Linked DNA regions of Mus musculus: all the other regions are linked to region 2. Evidence: chromatin loops called from intact Hi-C (ENCODE). Cell type or tissue: heart. All regions are shown on one strand.

Evidence for each region. Peaks named below come from ENCODE experiments on the same cell type or tissue, not always from the same donor. Only the 100,000 strongest peaks of a DNase experiment are listed, where the experiment ranks them.
Region 1: a loop joins it to region 2, with 6 times the contacts of the local background. A loop is called at or near these places in 5 of 42 quality-filtered maps.
Region 3: it touches region 2 in a loop (2.6-fold over the local background); 2 of 42 quality-filtered maps call a loop at or near these places.

What each region holds. Positions count from the first base shown.
Region 1 is chr6:115,273,784-115,277,783 of GRCm38, reverse strand. It overlaps Syn2 (synapsin II), which reads right to left. Exons shown (of 13, transcript NM_001111015.1): 11 at 3,528-3,588. Among named protein-coding and RNA genes, the nearest start is that of Timp4, 24 kb to the right of the region's middle. In heart, no CTCF peak of the experiment used is centred here; no DNase peak of the experiment used is centred here; H3K27me3 peaks cover 3,677 bases.
Region 2 is chr6:115,341,852-115,345,851 of GRCm38, reverse strand. No RefSeq gene overlaps it. Among named protein-coding and RNA genes, the nearest start is that of Gm38878, 18 kb to the right of the region's middle. In heart, no CTCF peak of the experiment used is centred here; a DNase peak (open chromatin) is centred at 1,551.
Region 3 is chr6:115,230,717-115,234,716 of GRCm38, reverse strand. All of the region lies in intron 1 of Syn2 (synapsin II), which reads right to left. Among named protein-coding and RNA genes, the nearest start is that of Timp4, 19 kb to the left of the region's middle. In heart, no CTCF peak of the experiment used is centred here; DNase peaks (open chromatin) are centred at 1,956, 2,656 and 3,916; H3K27me3 peaks cover 3,594 bases.

The DNA of each region.
Region 1 (4,000 bases), 68 kb after region 2:
GACGTACTCAGAAGAGGCCACCCTGCTCTGAGGCCTCCTAAGAGCCCCAGATTCCACATACACAATGCAGGAGAGAGGTCAGGGGACAAACAGGAGACTAGGAATCAGAACACCTCAGAAACATGAGTAACACCTCCCTCAGCAAGACACCAAGCTTCTCGGGACCACAAACCACCTAAAAGTCCTACCATTGTGTTTTAAAGATAGCAGTTGTTTCAAAGATGATAACAGATGAAAAAGTTGTTCAGAAAGGATTCTGGGCTTTCAGATCACCAGTGCCTGACACTGTTTCCATGGCTCTGCCCTTCATCCTGCTCCAAGCCTGCAGGTGCCTTATTGCCACAGCCATCCCACCTGGGCTTCACTGGAGGGTTAACTCCCACGACCGGGATCAGCCCTTTCTTCCCAGGCACTCTTTGCCTGAGTGCCATCCTCAGGGGCCCCGGCATGACAAACCACTCAGGTGTGTGGGGAAATTCTCCAGACATCCAAATCTTAGTCTCCCCCAGGGATGCTGTGAGCACCATCTGGCAAACAGCCCCTTAATAACCACACACCTTTCACCCAATATGAGACACAGAGCCATCAGATAGATGGCCTGTTGAGACAAAAAGCCCTCCTTTGTCTGGGGGGTGGGGGCGGTGAAGGACAGAAAGTGTGGTATCAGTTCCTATCTTTCAGAAGGGGATTCTGCACATCTCTGAAGTCAAAAAGACCCCACAGATACACACTGACTGGTGAGAATGACTCCAATTGATATGGAAAATCCAGTTTCTCACCTCAATCCCAGAGTTTAAGCTCATGGGCCTGCTGCAGCCAAGACTGGTTCTGTTAGGTTGGTAGACAGCAAAGCGCCCCATGTCCTCTGCAGAGGCAGAAGTGTGTCTATGCTACACCCGGGGTTACCAGCTCATTTCCCCTCTATGTGGCATGAGCTCCCCTTTATCATCAGTCACCAATGAATAGTAAGTTACACTACACAGAACTAAAGTACATATGTAAAATATGTGGAATTCTACGTATTTAAGGAGTTCAAAGCCAAATCGGATAACCAGCTTCTGCCTCCTGAAGCCTGACACCAAGACTTCGTTAGCATTACCACTGGGTCGTTTCTGGTCAAGTAATTCAGGTTGATAGCTCAGCCTCCTGTATCATAAACCTGAGTGCTTTCCCACCTGTACAGAGGTAATCGAACAGCCAGAAACTTTACAACTTAACACTGAAGACAGATATAACTTTTCCTTTATTGCACATTGAGCTGTACAAGAGAATCACAAAAGGGAGATGCTTTGTCACATCTCCAGCATGGCTGAGGGGCTCCCAGCCGGGTCAGTACAAAAGAGGGGGACAACACTGGAAAAGAAATGGGAACGAAACACCTGAACAGAAACCCTACACTGTGACAAAAGTGTCCCCCAGGCCACAGAGTTGTCCCTTAGCATGCTGCCTGAGGGCACGTGATAGTCAGGTGCTGCTATCTGCTTTCGAGTGGCAGTGGGAGCTGTAATCAGCTTCTAACCCCCACCTGAGAGGCCTTGGCTGATACCACCCTGTAGCCTGACTGAATTCAAATGGCAACTTTATATTAGTGGCTCACAAATGTCACATGAAAAGCACCTGGATGTAATACACTGATAACATGCAGAGAAGCAATACCACCATCAGCTCACCACTTGAACAAAAAATTAAAAAACAAACAAACAAACAAAAATGTATTCCTCCATCCTGGGAAATTCCTGTATTCTCTTCTAACATTTCTTTAGACCAGGAGGTGTTTAAGGTCCTGATTCTTAACCTACCTGGAAGTGCATATGCATATGTGTGTATATTTACAACTGACTGAATACCATCTTCAGCTAAGGGAAGGGTCACAGATGACGGCACTTAGACTGTATGTCTTTCTCGAGAGTGTCAGAATTTTCCAGAAACCAAAGAGAAACCAGGGCATGTGCCCCTTGACTCAATGACATCTAACCAATCCTGCTCACTCCTCAGACCTGGTAGTCCAGAACCCAGCCATGTCACCGCAAAGGTGGGGAATGTAACAGTAGAGCCAGAAGCATTTCTTCTAAAAGGCAGACTGATGCCGTGAGCTTCCGTACGGGCTGGGGACTAGAGAAGGTGACTCGGAACCATTCCCAGCCTTGCCCACAGATGGCAAGATGAGGTACTGACTCTCAAATTCTGGCTTAATTAACAACTAGGTCATCTGTCCAGGGCTCCTTGTCACAAGGAAGGACAAATAAACTAGCAATGGTTCTCCAAGGCCTCGTGCCTCAGCCCAACATGCCACCTACATCTCAAGCAGGGTTTTTTCCAGAAAGCTCCCTGGTTTGGGGTCTCCAAAGAGGTCAAAGGCTGAGAACTAAGGCGGTCAGGCCCAGAGCTATATAGGCAGAACACCCCCTCAGGTGGCAGGAGACATATATATTTGATCTGGTCTCATGCTAAGAAGCCTGGGGAATGGTCACCTTCTGAGACTATTGAGACTGGGCACTCCCTGTGTTCTCTGTCCAACACTGCTGGAGAATCAGCTCTGTCTATAAGTCAAGCTTTGAGGAATACACGGCAGCCTAGTTCCACAGAAGCACACACAGCCAACTTAGAAACAGCAACAAAGAAACAACTGCAGGCACTGAGATCAACATACGGAAAACACGAGATCACTTAGATATTGCACATCGGCGGCCCCTTATTTTTTTTTTTTATCTTGTAGCTAATTAATAGTAAAAACGAAGGGTACACGGGGTATAAATTATGGAACACATTCCTGAAAGCAGCTGGTTCTTTGTATTTCGTCACTAAAAACACAAGAGCTCTACAGGCACAGCCAGCTTATTCACACACACTCGAACTGCACCAGACTGTAGCGAATAGAGAAAGAGATGGATGCCTTCAAGTTCACTGGGTGGAACTATGAAAAGTAGACCTTGGAAATCTCTTAGAAGTGCTATCTATTTACCCTAGTCATGCAGGGAGGAAGTTAAACACAGTTCAATGAAGACCCAAGCACTCGTGGAGGTAAGTGCGAGAAGGTGAGGCTGAGCCTGAGGGAAGAGGAGAGAAGCTGGGCCTCTTTGTAGTGGCTGTTTCTCCCAACCACCCCAGGGCTAGGACCTCACCCCTCATAATGTGATGCTTTAAAAACACGATCAAACCACCCAGAAAACAGTCCCACTGGACTTAAGAGAGGCACGATTCTTTTGTACACTGTTAACAAACAGCCCTGGAACCACACATTATACAGAAGAACGTAGAAGCATTACAAGCACAAACAGGGACAGGTAAACAACCAGACAGGGGGCTGACACTGCATAGGAGAAACAGTCCAGTCAGCACTGAGAGGACACAGCAGTGTACTGCGGAGCATCTGCCGCTCCCCTCCCTGCCTTCCTTTCTTTTCTCTTCTTTTTATTTTTGGCTTAAGTTTTCTGTTTTGAAAATTAACTACTGATCGCTTTAAGAAGCTTGGACTTGTTTTGGACCTACTGCAATGCCATTACAGTCGAGAATATACTGTAAACAACCTTGGGGAGGTGGCCGCTGAGGAGGGGTCTTGCTGGAGTCCGGTTCCTTAAGTGTTCCACTCTGGAAGACAAAAATAACAACAACAAAAAAATACCACAAGAGATAAAACCAAAGCTCCAAGCAAACGCCAGAGACAAGTTCAGTGGAAGCCCATGCTGGGGTCCCAGGGCCTGCTCAGGAAATCCTGATGTGCAGACCACCAAGGACCCTCAGCCTCTGGGCTGTTGCTGGTCTTAAGTTGGCAGTGTGGGTCTTGGAATTACTGATGGACACCATAGCCTCCTCATGCCCCTTCCATTTTGCTCATGGTAGACTTACTCTACCTGGAACTTTAAGTCTGTGCTTTGTCGTCACCCCTCACCCTGACATCCAGGTTCTATTTGTACTTACTCTCTGTTCCCAGCTTCTGAAAGGAGAGCAACTGGGTTGCCCATGGCTCTTAGGGAGGGGTGGTGATGAGGTCTGGGTAGGG
Region 2 (4,000 bases):
ATATTTTTCAAGTTAGTTAGGACTTTCGCCCACCGTGTCCTTTCAGCTCTTTATTGTCAATATGTATCTAAGATTCACCTTTGTGACATTATTTTTTGTATTGTGGGAGGGAGATCGTGTTAATTTCTGCCACAAACTGCCTGAGAAACCAAACGATATTCATGTGGGAACCGCCCTCCACATCTGCAGGACACTTACAAAAATACCACCTCCATGTACTCCTTGATAGTTGGCAACAGTGTCTCTGTGTTCTTTTTCTAGACCCATGCAAAAAAAAAAAAAAAATTTCCCAGCTTACAGAATTAGCTGATATGTAGGGGTAGGGAAAGAATGGAGGGCAAAGGGCAACATGTGATGTCATTTTGATAAATCTGATTGAAAATTGTGAAGAAAATGCTCAAGTTGAAGGTAGTCCCTCATGACTATCCATACAGGCAGGGAGTCAAGCATCAAAAGTAAAGAAGAAGAAAAAAAGACTAAAAACATCTACCAATTTCCACTTCAATGGAAGTCAGGAATGAAGTTCAATATCTTCACAAAGTAAGTTGTCTGTCTTAGAAGATATGAGCGGATCTGCTTTCTTGGAATAGCTGATACCAAAGACTGGAGATATGACAGCCTAGAAGCTGAGTGCGTTGTCTGAAGAGAGCCAATACACTTGTGATTCCTCAGGCATTGGTCACTATTATATCCTGGTAACATTTCGATGGAAAGACTTTGTTACGATCTTACTGAAACCTAACCGGTATTGGAAGATAAGAAATAGCGCTCGTGATTTAAACCCACCGGGGACCATTTCTCAATACTCTTAATACTTTTCTGAGTGCTTGTCCACCAATAACTAACCTTTGAGATTAAAATGTAGAAAATCCTCATGAGGACTCATAGGAACAAGTGGGACGATTAATTCCTTTCAAAGATCTGCTCAAGCAACTTGAACTCGCTGCGCCGAGCCATCGGCTTGTGCACTGTCACTTTGCACAAACCATTGTCACGCTCAGACCATCTACTTTTATTCCTGAAGTGTCCTCTACCCGTTGGATTTTACATAAGCAAATCCTGGGCAGCTTGTGAGGGGGAAATAGTATCTCACAACCCTCCCCCACCCCTGCCCCCGCCCCGCCCCGCCCCGCCAGCACAGAGGCCCTGTAGGACAACAGTCACAAGCAGCACAGGAACTTTTATCGGATTTTCAATGCACTGGAAACTCAAGCCAAACAAAGCCTCATTGTGTAAAAGCTCTTCACTCTGGGCCACAGAGTCCAGGTGATTTTTTCTTTTCTTGACAGTTTTTGAATTTTGGAGAAATTCAGCTTTTAGTTCTAGAGTTTGTAAACCAGCAAAAGTCTAAGCTGGGTCAGCCCATCCCATTGGTTACATGGCAGACACTGACCAGCGTTAGAGAAGCTCAAACTCAGCACCAGTTTTAGTGAAAATCACCTAGTCCTCCAAGCTCTTCCTCTCATTTGGGGAACGCAAAGTATATTTTGGACCACAGCGTGGAACATTCCAGACAATGCGAAATCTAGAAAGGAACTGCACCTGTATCCCCATGCACCGCCAACAAAATGCAGCCGCTGAATAAATACTCACCCTAAATTAGGGAAAGGCAGGGAAGTCAGTTCCCCACTGTGCATAAAAGTGAAAGTTTTGTTCTTGGCACAAATCTGCTAGAATCTGCGGGTCAGTCGTCGCGGAGGAGGTCTTCCCCACAGGTTTTTATTTCACTGCTAACTTTTAAGCAGGGAGAAAGTTTTGCAGAACACAACCGGAGGCTGGGTCTGACAAGGTGGGGAGAATCTTTTTCTTAGGAAAGTGTGAGATGATCTCTGAGGAGAGCTGCAAAATTTGAAATTGCAAGCAGACGGCCAAAGAGATACTTAGTGTTTAAAAAAAAAAAAAATTAAGTGCGGGTGTCAAATTATGACTAAAGCAATTTTTAAGCAAAAGTTGCTAATGTGGGACAAACTGTGACTATGACCTTTACAAATGATTCGGAAGTTGTAAAAGAATTCTGACAGGGGAGAAAGGCAAGCGATAAAAAGGGAAGCTGACAGAGAATCTGGGGATGTGACAGACATGTGACTTGGTCATTATGTTTATTTTCTTCAAACCTCAGACGAAAGAGGAGAAGTGAAGGGAAGACAAGTTGGAGTTTGGCTCCCTGAAGAGATCTTTTGCTTGTGTATCTCCCAACCCCTGAGATAATTTGTTAGGTATATGTCATGGTAGAAAAATTGCTCAAACGTTCTTCAGCTTGGGGAAAAAAAAAAAAAAAAAAAAGAGGGAATAAAGTATATAAAACTCTTTCCAGGTTTATAGATAGAAGAGAAACCAAGACTTAGTCCTGACCTTGCATTTTAAACTTCTTTTTAAAAATTATCATTGCTGCATTGTTGTGAGTTATCCATGTGGGGGGGTTTACTGATATAATGAACACGCATCTAACAACATGCGATGATCAAGAAAAGGTGGCTGGGCCTTACAACTTCTTTTTTATTAGCACAGAGGGAGGAGGAGGGTGGCTCTGAGGTCATCCCATGCTACATGGTGAGAGCCTATCCCCAAAGAGCAAACAAGTAAAAAGGACTTCTCGTTTCTCAGGGATCTTAAAGAACACATTGAAAGCTGGAGCAATGGCTCAGCCGTTAAGAGCATGTACTGCCCTTGCAAAGGACCAGAGTTCCAGTCCCAGCACCTACATCCAGCAGTCCACAACTGCCTGTAACTCCAGTTTCAGGAGACATAGTACCTCTGTCCTCCATGGACACCTTCATTCAGATGTACACACACACACACACACACACACACACACAATTAAAAACAATAAAACAGAACTAAAAAGATCTATTTACTGTTCTTTTATGTGTGTGTGCTCACTGCATGGATGCAGTGCCTATGAGACTATGGGTACTGGGAACTAAACTCCATCTTCTGCAAGAGCAGCAAGTAGGGTTTTGCCCCCTTCTGCAGGGGTCTTAACAAATGTTTCCAGGCCTTGTTGGAACCAGTTCCTGCATGGTAAAATGTTTTGTTTTTCTTTTGTCTTCATTTAGTTTTATTCTCAGTCTTTCCATTCCCGTGTGCATCACTGCCTGAGCCTGTCCTGAATATTCTCTTTTCCATTTATATGTCTGAGGGTATAACCTACTACCTTTCCATATGTGTTATAATACATAACAATCCAATTACATGCATGAGTCCAGCGTCTTGCTAGATAACAAACAACTCAGAAAAGTTTTCATTTCCAGAGCTCTCCGTGATCTTCCCCTCAGAAAAGTGTATAAAGGTTCAAACACAACAGTGGCCTCAAAAATAAGTTTTCCCTTCTAATTTGGAAACCACGAATGTTAGACATTATTTCTTTCCTAGTAACTTTCCACAGGTCAATCATCTCATTTTGGAAATGCCCCTCAGTCTCAGGCCAGGCCTTTCCTAGTGGATAACTTTTCCCATGTGACCCTTTAAATAAATGCTAAGACTTTTCCCATAATTAATTAATCTCAGAAAGCAAAATGAAACATGTCACCAGGATCTTATTTAAAGCCAAGGACTTTATTGGCTCCTTTCCAGACCTCTTTCTAAATTCAATGACCCTACACAGGCTTCTCACCGTTGGTGCTTCGTCATTTGCAACACTTCTCAGATAACCGGGCATGTGGATGATGGAATTTGAATACATGCGCACCTCAGTTAAGACATTTAGAAGTTATTTTTATTACTACATAAGGACTTTGTCCTCTGAAATGTTTATAGTCATTGGTTTAAAAAATAGATACACGAGGGACTGGAGGGATGGCTCAGTGGTTAAGAGCACTTGTTGCTCTTACAGAGGATGACGGTTCAATTCCCAGCACCCACATGGCAGCTCACAAATATCTGTAACTCTAGTCCCAGAGGATCTGATGCCATCTTTTGGCATCTTCATGCACTGCACACATGTCACACACACACACACACACACACACACACACACACACACACACACACAGGCAAACAT
Region 3 (4,000 bases), 110 kb after region 2:
TTGCTATTAGCTTGGTGTTTGTGTGGAACTCCTAACTGTGGGAGCGGGTGTGTCTCTGACTCTTTTGCCTGCTCTTTAGAGTCTTTTCCTCTGTTTAGTTGCCTCTCCAGCTTCAGTGTAAGGACTTTTGCCTTGCCTTTTTGTTTTGTTCTGTTTGGTTATTGTCTCTTGGAGGCCTGCTCTTTTGTGATGGGAGATGGAGGGGAAGCAGATATGGGGAAGAAGTGAGGTGAGAGAGCTGAGAGCTGGGAGGAGTGGAGGGGGGAGGGGACACAGTGGTTGGGATAAAGAGAGGAATCTTTCTTTCTTTTAAAGATGGAATCAGAACAGAATGAACGAGAGAGAGAGAGAGAGACAGACAGAGAGAGAGAGACAGAGAGAGAGAGGAGAGAGGAGAGAGAGATTGCTATTAATGCTTGATTTCTTCATATACATATCAGGAGAGCTGACAACCAAGGAAAACAGCTACAACCAAACATAAAACTCAGCCTGTATCACAGGGAAAACAAGTGATGCTGAGTTATGCAGTCCAGTGTCTTCCCAATCTGTCAGGTTGAGAGGAACTTCATCCTATGCATTAACGGCATCAGGCCTGTATGAGGAGACTACATTCTTGCACAGTTATATTTTCTCTTTCCTGCCTCTAATCTTCCTTCCCTCTATAAGATTTTTCTTCTCTGCTATTTTGGCTTTGTTCTCTGTTTGTAAAGATGGGCTGGGTACCTGCGCCTAGTAGACTAAATCATGCCTGCTTTTCCCCTGAGCTCTACATTCCCAACTGGCTTGTTCCATTGGAGGTTTTCTGAACCTCTTCTCAAAATAAAGGAATACACCAATATTTTATTTTGCATTGTGTTCTAGGAGCTGTATGCTAGTTGCTTATAAGAATATTTAATCCATAGCTGTCCCCTGAGAGGCTCTACCAGTGCCTGACAAATACAGAGGTGGATGCTCACAGCCATCCATTGGACTGAAAACAAGGTCCCCAATGAAGGAGCCAGAGAAAGGACTCAAGGAGCTGAAGGAGTTTGCAGCCCCATAGGAGGAACAACAATATGAACCAACTAGTACCCCCAGAGCTCCCAGGGACTAAACCACCAACCAAAGAGTATACATGGAGGGACCCATGGCTCCAGCTGCATACGTAGCAGAGGATGGCCTAGTCAGACATCAATGGGAGGAGAGGCCCTTGGTCCTTGGGTTCCATGCCCCTGTGTAGAAGAATGCCAGGGCCAGGAAGCAGGAGTGGGTGGGTTGGTGAGCAGGGGGAGGGAGAAGGGATAGGGGTTTTTGGAGGGGAAGCCAGGAAAGGGGTTAACATTTGAAATGTAAATAAAGAAATTATATAATTTTTAAAATGTTTGTTTGTTTGTTTGTTTTGAGACAGGGTTTCTCTTATAGCCCTGGCTGTCCTGGAACTCACTTTGCAGACCAGGCTGGCCTCAAACTCAGAAATCTGCTTGCCTCTGCCTCCCAAGTGCTGGGATTAAAGGCGTGTGCCACCACTGCCCGGCCTGTTTGTTTGTTTGTTTGTTTTAAAAGAATACTTAATCCTCATAATAACTGACCAGATAGGAAGAAAACTCTTTGAAACAAAAAAAAAAAAATTCAAAATTCTCAGGAAGAAAATGACATTTCCAAGGTCATTAGCATGTTAGTGGCACAGCCACACAGGACCCTGAGTGCAGTGCCCCATGCCACCCAGCACCATCTTCCTCTGCTGCTGTGTTCCTCCCGCTCTCCCACGCCATGGAAACTGACTTACCACATGTGCTGCACCAAGTTTTTTTTCCCATTTTTTTCTACTCAGAAGAGACTTAATGATGCTATAAGTACTTGTCCCACCACAAATACTTCCTTTCCTGGTTCCTGTCAACTTACTCAGGATAAGGCCAGGCTATTTCCTTTGCTCTATGGATTCTGGAACAGACCGTTCTAGGAAGTTGTCATTTGTGCTATCCAAGTCCCTGGCCACCCTGAAATTGCTCCTCTGAGGCACTGGGCCATCCTGGAGTTGGATCACTAAGTCCAACCCCCACCTCTGCCCTAATTCCTTCCTAAGTTTCACATCAGTTTGCTTCCAGGGCCCTGATCAACATTCATAGCTCAGCATGCCCCTGTAGCACATGCCACTCTCTTGACAGTTCTGTCTATGCATGGCACTGTCACTGCTCTGCAGATACTGGGCTCAGTCAGTCTTTGCTTATAATCATAAGCCGAACTAAAATAAATGACCAACAAGATGGCTTTTCTTTGGTTGTATGCCTGCACTGCTATCACAAATGCTCTCTTGATGCTTCCTCCTACCTTCAAGTCTCAAATAGCTTTTCTGTAAGATTAGTGTCAGAGACCTTCATTCCCTGTGAAGGTTAGCACTTTCAAAGGTTGTTCTTTGACATACTAGTTTCTCACAACTCTGTGAAGGAGCTAAGAGAGAATGCTTCCTGACCACTGGACTGCTGGGGAAACAGAAACCCCAAACAGTTCAACAGCATGCCGACTCACAGAAAACATCGTGAGTTAACTGAGAACTGAGGGTTTGCATCTAGATTCTACATGCTGCCAAGTTTTCTAACTTGCTCATTTATTTTGTGGGTTTTGAATAGTGATACTGGGGTATATTTATAGATCTTGGCTGGGATTATCTGCCACTTCCTGCACCTGCCCACTGACCAAGTTGGCTAATGGAACTATTTTCATGCCTTTCCTCCACCCCAACCTCGCAAGCTATCCTAATGCCTTTTCCTTAAGGTAATTTGTGCTGTTGGAAATCTCGGTTTGTGTTTCCTAGTTCAGGGTCACTGATTTTTTCCTGGCTAAGCTACAATGTTATCATCATAAAAGAGCCAAGATGGTAACAGACAAGGTGCAAACCCCTCTTCTAGAGGATGAACACATTGTTGAAGCAGCTGGGCCCTGGACCTTCTGATTAGTTTTCTAGAAATAATTTAATGGAATAAGTTCTATAACTTACTAGCAAATGACAGAAACACCTCCTGAACTTAAGGGGGTGCTAGCAGGAAGCAGTGTGCAAGGATCCAGAGGACAGATGCTCTGCAGCCTTGGCTGCACCCTTTCCTGGCTGGGTGGCCTTTGGAAAGAATCCTATATTTAAACAAATAATACCAAAGTTGTTTATATTGCTAAATTATTCAATCCATATTCAAAAACTACATAAAATGATAAAAATGTAAATGGTCCATTTTTCCATTCATCTCTTAACACATACAATCCCGCTGTCGTTTGCCAGCATGCCCTCCCAAGTAGGGTGGGGGTGTAAACATGACTGTGTGCTCTAAGCACACACATATGGCATCTTGCTACAAAAACTTTTTCGGGCCTTAATTTTCTCTCCAGAGTGTGTCTCAGTGATAGGCTTTTATGCACCCAGCAGTGGGATCCCTGTAACAGCTGCATGGAAGGCTCTCTCTATATGGTGGCTTAATGGATGTTTACTAGTGAGTAGATCTCCACATTCTTGGCTTTGCCTCACTGGTGCTACATGGTTTACATTTTAATATGTAGACATGGGAAATAATTTCTGTAGAATTCCTGATGCAAGAAATGGACACAGCTTCTTACAGAATTATCAAACTACTTCCCTCCTAACAAAGTTTGAAAGTTTGGAAATGTATTTCACCTACCTTGGTTTTCTCATACTATCCCTTACATAAGACGGCAACAGAGTAAGCACTTAGCATGGATTTCTGATTGACAATCTTATAAAATAATCCAGATTCATACCCTTGTGCTCAATCCTAAACAGAACCCAAGATGTACACCCTTGCAGCACAAACTAAAAATATCTGTATTGCCTGTGTTGTCAATTTCCCCCCATTGTAACATTTTCTTAATAAGCCTAGCAGCTGGGGATCCATGGGAGTTTAACAGCTTGCAGCTTCCTTAACGGGCCAGGTAATAAAACATCTCCCCTTATTACTAAAACGAGCAGAGGCGTCTAGATATAACTCTTGTTATTCAAGGAAAAGAATATCTTTAG